Regions from separate parts of the Homo sapiens genome. Here region 1 is linked to region 2. A link is an interaction called in ENCODE POLR2A ChIA-PET data of the cell type or tissue named here. Cell type or tissue: GM12878. All regions are shown on one strand. Each heading gives the region's core, and the rest is flanking DNA. Links, peaks and the distances in the headings are about the cores only.

What was found. ChIA-PET counts read pairs that join two places held together with the same protein. Peaks named below come from ENCODE experiments on the same cell type or tissue, not always from the same donor. Only the 100,000 strongest peaks of a DNase experiment are listed, where the experiment ranks them.
Region 1: POLR2A ChIA-PET joins it to region 2 with 5 read pairs; 14 of 35 experiments call an interaction of 5 or more read pairs at or near these places.

Annotation. Positions count from the first base shown.
Region 1 is chr9:33,820,944-33,825,334 of GRCh38, forward strand. All of the region lies in intron 1 of UBE2R2 (ubiquitin conjugating enzyme E2 R2), which reads left to right. Among named protein-coding and RNA genes, the nearest start is that of UBE2R2-AS1, 4.3 kb to the left of the region's middle. In GM12878, for the core only: no CTCF peak of the experiment used is centred there; no DNase peak of the experiment used is centred there; H3K4me3 peaks cover 1,466 bases; H3K27ac peaks cover 338 bases.
Region 2 is chr9:33,888,525-33,892,915 of GRCh38, forward strand. All of the region lies in intron 2 of UBE2R2 (ubiquitin conjugating enzyme E2 R2), which reads left to right. Among named protein-coding and RNA genes, the nearest start is that of SNORD121B, 44 kb to the right of the region's middle. In GM12878, for the core only: no CTCF peak of the experiment used is centred there; no DNase peak of the experiment used is centred there.

The DNA.
Region 1 (4,391 bases), core at 260-4,259, 67 kb before region 2:
ATTCTTAGTTTTGGGCCATATAGATGTAGGATGGGCAAAGATAGTTTCTTCTGTCCATTCTGAATACTATACAATCTTTTTTGGCCTTACTATCTTTTTGTGTAGTTTCTTATTTTGCTACCTAAGCAAGTCGGAATTTTATTGTTACTAGAAAAATAAATTGTGGATCAAGTCAGTAGCTAATGAAGACTTTTAACAAGTTCACCCCCTTTCTTTTGAAAGGAACTTTTTCAGGGTCTTTCTCTGTCACTTAGTTTGGGGTACAGTGGTGTGATCATGGCTCACTGCAGCTTCCACATCCTAGGCTCAAGCAGTCCTCCCACCTCAGCCCCCTGAGTAGCTGGGACTACAGGCATGACTACGCCCGGCTAATTTTTTTTTCTTCAGTATTGTTAAGTGAGGTAGGGTCTCACTATTTTGTCCAGGCTGGTCTCAAACTCCTGGGTTCAAAGGATCCTCCTTTCTCAGCCACCCAAAGTGCTGGTTTTACAGGCGTCAGCCACCATGCCCGGCTGGAACTATCTTTTCAAATAACTCCTGCTAAGGATTGTAGCTTAGTGTGGGTGCTTTAGTACTGAACCTCCTTGGAACTTTTGCATTATTTATCTAAAGCATTATAGCAGTGAGTCTAGAGCCAGAAAGAGTGCCTCTTTTATGATATGCATAACAAAAAAAAATTTTTTTTTTTTTTGAGATGGAGTCTCACTCTTTTGCCAGGCTGGAGTGCAGTGGCACGATCTCAGCTCACTGCAACCTCTGCCTCCTGGGTTCAAGCGATTCTCTTGCCTCAGCCTCCCGAGTAGCTGGGATTACCGGCGTGCGCCATGAAACCTGGCTAATTCTTTTTGTATTTTTAGTAGAGACAGGGTTTCACCATGTTGGCCAGGCTGGTCTTGAACCCCTGACCTTAAGTGATCTGCCCATCTCAGCCTCCCAAAATGTAATCCTAATTAGAGGCCTGAGCCACCACTCCTGGCCAACCTTTTATAGTTTTGATTTTATTAAATAATTTGATTGAGGTAATGAAATATAGATGTGTTCCATTTTTAGAAAACTCCAGTCTGATAATTTAGAAAGTATTTGTTGTATACTTAAAGTTTTCCTTATTAGGAACATCTTTATTAGACTCAACACTGACATATATATATATATATTTTTTTTTTTTGAGACTGAGTTTTGCTCTTATTGCCCAGGCTGGAGTGCAGTGGAGCGATCTCGGCTCACTGCAACCTCCGCCTCCTGGGTTCAAGCGATTCTTCTGCCTCAGCCTCCTGAGTAGCTGGGATTACAGGCATGCGCCACCATGCCCAGCTAATTCTGTATTTTTGGTAGAGACGAGGTTTCTCCATGTTGGTTAGGCTGGTCTCAAACTCCTGACCTCAGGTGATCCCGCTCACCTCAGCCTCCCAAAGTGCTGGGATTACAGGCCTGAGCCACCACACCTGGCCTACACTGACTTACATTAAAGAAACTCTTCAAAACCTTTTTTTTTTTTTTTTAAGAGATAGGGTCTCACTTTGTTGCCCAGGCTGGAGTGCAGTGGTGTGATCATAGCTCACTGCAGCCTGAAACACTTGGGCTCAAGGGATCCTCTTGCCTCACCCTCCTGAGTAGCTGGGACTGCAGGTGCATACCACACTCGTTTTAATTTAAAAAAAAAATTGTTTATGCAGAAAGGGTCTCATAGGCCAGGCTGGTCTCGAACTCCTGGCTTCAAACAATCCTCCCACCTTGGCCTCCCAAAGTGCTGGTGTTACAGATGTGAGCTACCACACCCAGCCAAATAATTTTTTTTTTAATAAGAGAATATGCATTATTTCCTATGCTTCATTTGTTTTGCAATGAATGAATCTATTTTCTGCCTTCCCTCTTCCCCCTAAAAAAACAAACCAGACTTAGCCTAGATCTGGCAATGTCATTTAGATATTTTATTTCTTTTTTTTCTTTTTCTTCTTCTTATTAATTTTTTTTTTTTTTTTTTAGCTGAGTCTCGCTCTGTTGCTCAGGCTGGACTGCAGTGGTGTGATTTCGGCTCACTGCAACCTTTACCTCCTGTGTTCAAGCAGTTCTCGTGCCTCAGCCTCCCAAGTAGCTGGGATTACAGGCGTGCACCACCATGCCTGGCTAATTTTTGTAATTTTTAGTAGAGATGGGGTTTTGCCATGTTGGCCAGGCTGGTCTTGAACTCCTGGCCTCAAGTGATCTGCCCACCTTGGCCTCCCAAAGTGCTGGGATTACAGATGTGAGCCAGTGTGCCCAGCCTATTATTATTATTTTAGAGACAGAGTCTCGCTATGTTGTCCAGGCTTGTCTTGAACTCCTGGGCTCAAGTAATCCTCCCGCCTCAGCCTCCCAAAGCACTGCGATTATAGGTCTGAACCATTGCACCCAGCCTATTTTATGACTCTTTAATTGGTAAAATATAGTTGAAAAAAAATTTTTTTTTTTCCTAGATGGAGTCTTGCTCTGTTGCGCAGGCTGAAGTGCAGTGGCGCGATCTTGGCTCACTGCAACCTCTGCCTCCCGGGTTCAAGCAGTTCTCCTGCCTTAGCCTCCCAAGTAGCTGGGATTACAGGTGCGTGCCAGCACGCCCGGTTAATTTTTGTATTTTTAGTGGAAACGGGGTTTCACCATGTTGTCCAGGCTGGTCTCAAACTCCTGACCTCAGATGATCTACCCGCCTTGGCCTCCCAAAGTGCTGGGATTACAGGCATGAGCCACCGCGCCTGGCTGAAAAAATTTTTTTAGGAAAATGATTGTTTGCCTTTTTGAGACAGGGATTCTTTTGAGAAATTGAAGAATTTTCTCAGAGAAAATGGGTACACGTAAACTAATTTTATGTATCTTTTTCAGAGGGTTTACTGCCGATGAGCTAAGAATCCTCTTGTAAGGTATTTGGATAGGCAACTTAAAGACAATTTTAAACAGCTCCTTTAAAATTATAAAACGAATGCTCTTTTATTCCCCCATTTCTCTCAGTTAACTTTGAAACTACCTCTTAGGGCATTTAGCTGTCTCTTTCTGGAAGATGAAGTTGTCTTGAGTACTGGGTGAACTAAGGTAACGTTATAAATGGAAACACAGTTAAGGTCTAAGGGTTTTGGAAACTAAATGAAGTTTCACTTTTTGTTGTTTCTCAGAACATTTTTCAAACCAAATATGATGCCTTAGTTTTTCATAGAATATGCTTTTATCCTGTTTAGTTGATTACAAGATGCATATTTTTCTACCTTTTAACTTCTTTTTGATTAAGAAATTTCTTAGATGGCCAGGTGTGGTGGCTCATTCCTGTAATCCCAGGACTTTGGGAGGCCGAGGCGGGTGGATCACCTGATGTCAGGAGTTCAAGACCAGCCTGGCCAACATGGTGAAACCCGGTCTCCACTAAAAATACACAAATTAGCTGGTGTGGGCCGGGCGCGGTAGCTCATGCCTGTAATCCTAGCACTTTGGGAGGCCGAGGCGGGCGGATCACGAGGTCAGGAGATGGAGATCATCCTGGCTAACGTGGTGAAACCCCATCTCTACTAAAAAAATACAAAAAAATTAGCCAGGCATGGTGGTAGGCACATGTAGTCCCAGCTACTTGGGAGGCTGAGGCAGGAGAATGGCGTGAACCCGGGAGGCGGAGCTTGCAGTGAACTGATATCGAGGCACTGCTCTCTAGCCTGGGCGAGAGAGCGAGGCTCTGTCTCAAAAAAAAAAAAAAAATTAGCGGGTGTGATGGTCCGCACCTGCAGTCCCAGCTACTTGGGAGGCTGAGGCAGGAGAATTGCTTGAACCCAAGAGGTGGAGGCTGCAGTGAGCCTAGATCATGCCAGTGTACTCCAGCCTGGGCAACAGAGTGAAGCTCTGTCTCAAAAAAAAAAAAAAAAAAAATTCTTGGAATCCATGAAGTCTTGTAATTGCCATCAGCCAAGTGGTACTTATAACCTAGTTGTGAGAGACCATTTCATTGAAATCTTTTGGTAAATTTTTTTTTAAATACCAGTTTCAATGTCATAGATTTGCTAAAATAAGGATTATTTCTTCCTGGATTGAAGGATTTAGGTCCTAATTAATACTCTGCGTTGATTCTCCTTTTTTCACCTTTTGTGTCAGGAAAAATTTTTATTGAGGACTCATTAAAGGAAAAGCAAATTGTAGGAAAAGTCACTTCCTTAAAGATAGTAAGTGAAAGTATTAGGACAATGATAACCTTAGAGCTTTTAAGAATGATCGGCCAGGCGGTCGCCTGTAATCCCAGCACTTTGGGAGGCAAACAACAAAAACAAAAAGAATGATCTTCATAAAAGCAAAGCTTTTTTTTTTTTTTTTTTTGAGACAGAGTCTCTGTTACCCAAGCTGGAGTGCAGTGGTACAATCTTGGCTCACTGCAGCCTCCATCTCCT
Region 2 (4,391 bases), core at 175-4,174:
ATTTATTTGTTATTTGAGATGGAATCTCTGTCACCCAGGCTGGAGTGCAGTGGTGCGATTTCAGCTAACTGAACCTCCACCTCCTGGGTTCAAGCGATTCTCCTGTCTCAGCTTCTTGGGTAGCTGGGACTACAGGTGTGCACGACCACACCTGGCTAATTTTTGTATTTTTAGCAGAGACAGTGTTTCACCATGTCGGCCAGAGTGGCCTCGAACTTCTGACCCCAAGTAATCCACCTGCCTTGGCCTCCCAAAGTGCTGGGATTACAGGGTAAGCCACCATGCCCGGCCACCTTTAAATTGCTTTTAGGCAAGAAATGGAGAACTCGCTCTAGGGTCTTGAATTTGGAGTTCATTCTGTATAAATGAGCACATTGGGGCAGCTGTGTCATTTTCCACAGTCTGTTTCTTATGTAAGATATCTTAATTTTTCTTTTTCAGACAGAACAGACTGGTACTGAAATGATATATAGTTTTCTTTTTAGAAATAAGCTTTCTAAATATTGTTTAATATTTGACATAATATAAATAAACAATAGTGACTACACTGTTCTGTGTAACAACATTATCTTCCTTTTGTAGGAAAGAGTCTGTAGAAATAATTCATTGTTTCCTAAGTTCAAACTGAGTTCAGTACGCACAGCAGTATTTTGGTGTCTGTCTTAGTACATTTGCTTAGACTGGATAATATATTAACAACAGAAATTTATTGCTCACAATTCTGGAGGCTGGGAATTCCAAGACCAAGCCACCAGCACATTTGGTCTGTTGAGGGCTTGTTTTTCAAGCCTGTTTTGTTGCATCTTTATGGGAGAAGAGGCAAGGCAGTTCTCTCTTGCCTCTTTCTTTTTTTTTATTTTTAGTAGAGACAGGGTTTCACCGTGTTAGCCAGGATGGTCTCGATTGCCTGGCCTCATGATCTGCCCACCTTGGCCTCCCAAGGTGCTGGGATTACAGGCGTGAGCCACCGCACCCGGCCCTCTCTTGCCTCTTTCATAAGGGTGCTAATCCCATTCATGGGTGACACCAAAATTCAGACCATAACAATGTCCCTGTCTAATAATTAAAGGTTTTTGCCTTTACAGTTACGTGGTGTATATATAGATTTTAGATAGCAAGAGAGAAGTGAGAAGGAGCAAACTTTTGTCTTGCAATTGAGAGCTAATTACTTTTGTGTTTTTGAGATGGAGTCTCGTTCTGTCACCCAGGCTGGAGTGTGGTGGCATGATTTCAGCTCACTGCAACTTCTGCCTCCCTTCAAGGATTCTTTTGCCCCAGCCTCCTGAGTAGCTGGGACTACAGGTGTGCACCACCACACCCAGCTAAGTTTTGTATTTTTAGTAGAGACAGTGTTTCACCATATTGGTCAGGCTGGTCTCTAACTCCTGATTGTGATCCTCCCACCTCGGCCTCCCAAAGTGCTGGGGTTACAGGCGTGAGCCACCGCACCCAGCAGAGAGTTAATTGCTCTTAAAGCCATATACATACTATTTCCATCTCAGTTATCTAATTCCCAAACACCTCTCAAAAAAGAAACAGAAAAATAGGATAAAGGAGTCAAAGCTCTACAGGAAAGAAGTGTAGGTAGGTAATTACACTCCCCTTTCCACTTTTTTTTCAGTACATAGGCTATTTAGTTCTTTCAAGAGATACCATTAGATCATGATATAAAATTTTTTCCATATTCATAATGAATTTTTCTACAATAAAATGCATGCATATCCCATAAATGTGTAGATATTTTTCACACACAAATGTTTTGTTTTTAAAGAAGTGATAGGCCGGGCGCAGTGGCTCACCCTATAATCCCAGCACTTTGGAAGGCTGAGTTGAGGAGTTCAAGACCAGCCTGGTCAACATGGTGAAACCCCGTCTTTACTAAAAATACAAACATCAGCTGGGTGTGGTGGCACGCGCCTGTAATCCCAGCTACTCAGCAGGATAAGGCAGGAGAATCGGCTTGAACCCGGGAGGCAGAGGTTGCAGTGAGCTGAGATCGAGCTAAGGCCGGGCTCGGTGGCTCACGCCTGTAGTCCCAGCACTTTGGGAGGCCAAGGCAGGCAGAACATGAGGTCAGGAGTTTGAGACCAGCCTGGCCAACATGGTGGAACTCCGTCTCCACTAAAAATACAAAAATTAGCCAGGCGCAGTGGCAGGTGCCTGTAATCCCAGCTACTCAGGAGGCTGAGGCAAGAGAATTGCTTGAACCCAGGAGGCAGAGGTTGCAGTGAGCTGAGATCATGCCACTGTACTCCAGCCTGGGCGACAGAGCAAGACTCTGTCTTGCAGGGACGGGGTGGTTGGGGGAAGAAGTGACAAATCATATTTAGGAATTAAATTTGATGTTGTCAAAGGAATCATAAGAAACTCTTCTCACGTGACTATTAACCTTCATAGCAGTATGGAAATAGTATCAGAATTGAAATTTTTGAGGACCAGTGTTGGTATTTGTGGTAATAGAGATCTAGAGACCCCATCTGGCCAAAAATAGTTTCTTATGTCATGTTTTTTGTTGTTGTTGTGTTTTTTTGTTTTTTTTTTTTGAGATGGAGTCTTGCTCTGTCACCCAGGCTAGAGTGCAATGGTGCAATCTTGGCTCACTGCAACCTCCGCCTCCCGGGTTCAAGCTATTCTCCTGCCTCAGCCTTCTGAGTAGCTGGGATTACAGGTGCCTGCCCGGCTAATTTTTGTATTTTTAGTAGAGACGCCGTTTTACATCTTGGCCAGGCTGGTCTCGAACTTCTGACTTCGTGATCCACCTGCCTCGGCCTCCCAAAGTGCTGGGATTACAGGAGTGAGCCACCACACCCAGCTCTTATGTTTTTAAAAAGACAGGTGTGGTCAGGTGTGGTGGCTTACGCCTGTAATCCTAACACTTTGGGAGGCCGAGGTAGGCGGACCACTTGAGGCCAGGAGTTCAGGACTAGCCTGGCCAACTCAGTGAAATCCCACCTCTACTAAAAATAGAAAAAATTAGCTGGGCATGGTGGCACACACCTGTAATCCCAGTTGCTTGGGAGGCTGAGGCATGAGAATCGCTTGAACCCAGGAGGCAGAGGTTGCAGTGAGCCAAGATTGCACCACTGCACTCCAGCCTGGGCAACAGAGTGAGACTCCTGTCTCAAAAAATAAATAAATAAATAAATCAAAAGACAAGCGCTTTGGTCACAGTTTATTAAATAAATGTATAGATATATTACTGCAGCCCCCAAAAGTTGTAAATAACTGTTGTGTTACATGAGTGGATTTATTTTAAAATTGTCTTCTCCTTGAGTTAAAGCTGCAAAACTTTCTGTTGTTGTTGGCTGGGCACAGTGGCTTATGCCTATAATCCCAGCACTTTGGGAGGCTGAGGCAAGTTCACCAGGCGTAGTGGCACATGCCTGTAGTCCCAGCTACTTGGAAGGCTGAGGTGGGAGGGTCACTTGAGCCTAGAAGGTCGAGGCTGCAGTGAACTGTGTATATGTATGTGTGTGTGCATATATATATTTATATTTTCATCATTACCATATTTGTGAAATTCATTAGTATCAATGGAGAACTAGGAAAACTAAGGAAATTTGATAGGAATTTGTCATCAGTGATTGTGCTGCACAATCTATTTCCTTTCTGCTTTGCGAATTTGTCATCAGTGATGGTACTGCACAATCTATTTCCTTTCTGTTTTGCACTGTGTTTAGTGAGCCTTAATATATATGTTACTGGTTACATTCTGGTCATATTGTTAAAAAGTAGACAACTAATGAGCACCATATTTTTCACAAACTGTATTACAATGAGAGTTCATATAACACTTTCTTTACTACAGACTTCACAGATAAGGCAACACATAGAATTTCACTGTTCATTAGTACCTAAACATTTTTTATAATAGACATTAATTTTTAGAGCAGTTTTGGGTTCATTACAAAATTGAGGGGAAAGTTCAGAGAAAAAAATTGCTGATTATTTTATTAATAGTGTGTTGTAGAACACAGTATGGAGCTTTTTATAAGTTCCTCTATGGGGTTATACATTTATAGGTTTATCTATATGGTACATTAGGCATCATTTAGAATATATTAGTATTTAGGCCACTAAATTTGTACTTTTCAGAGCTGAGCTCTGGTTTGTAAATAACTTGTCACAAGCAGGATTTTATGCATATTTATGTAATTCTTGGATTTACAGATCTTATCCATTTTCTCTTAACATTTTAAGATATAGGGAAAAGGTTTCCTAAGTATTGACATGCCCAAATTTGGCCATATATCAGAATCATGTGGAGAAGTTATTAAAAAGAATCCTGGAAATTTTTATTTAATTGGATTTGGATGGGGTGTAGGCTAGATAATTCTTCATTTTATCTTTTAGAATCCCCATTCTAGAGTCCAATAACTTCCTTATTAAAA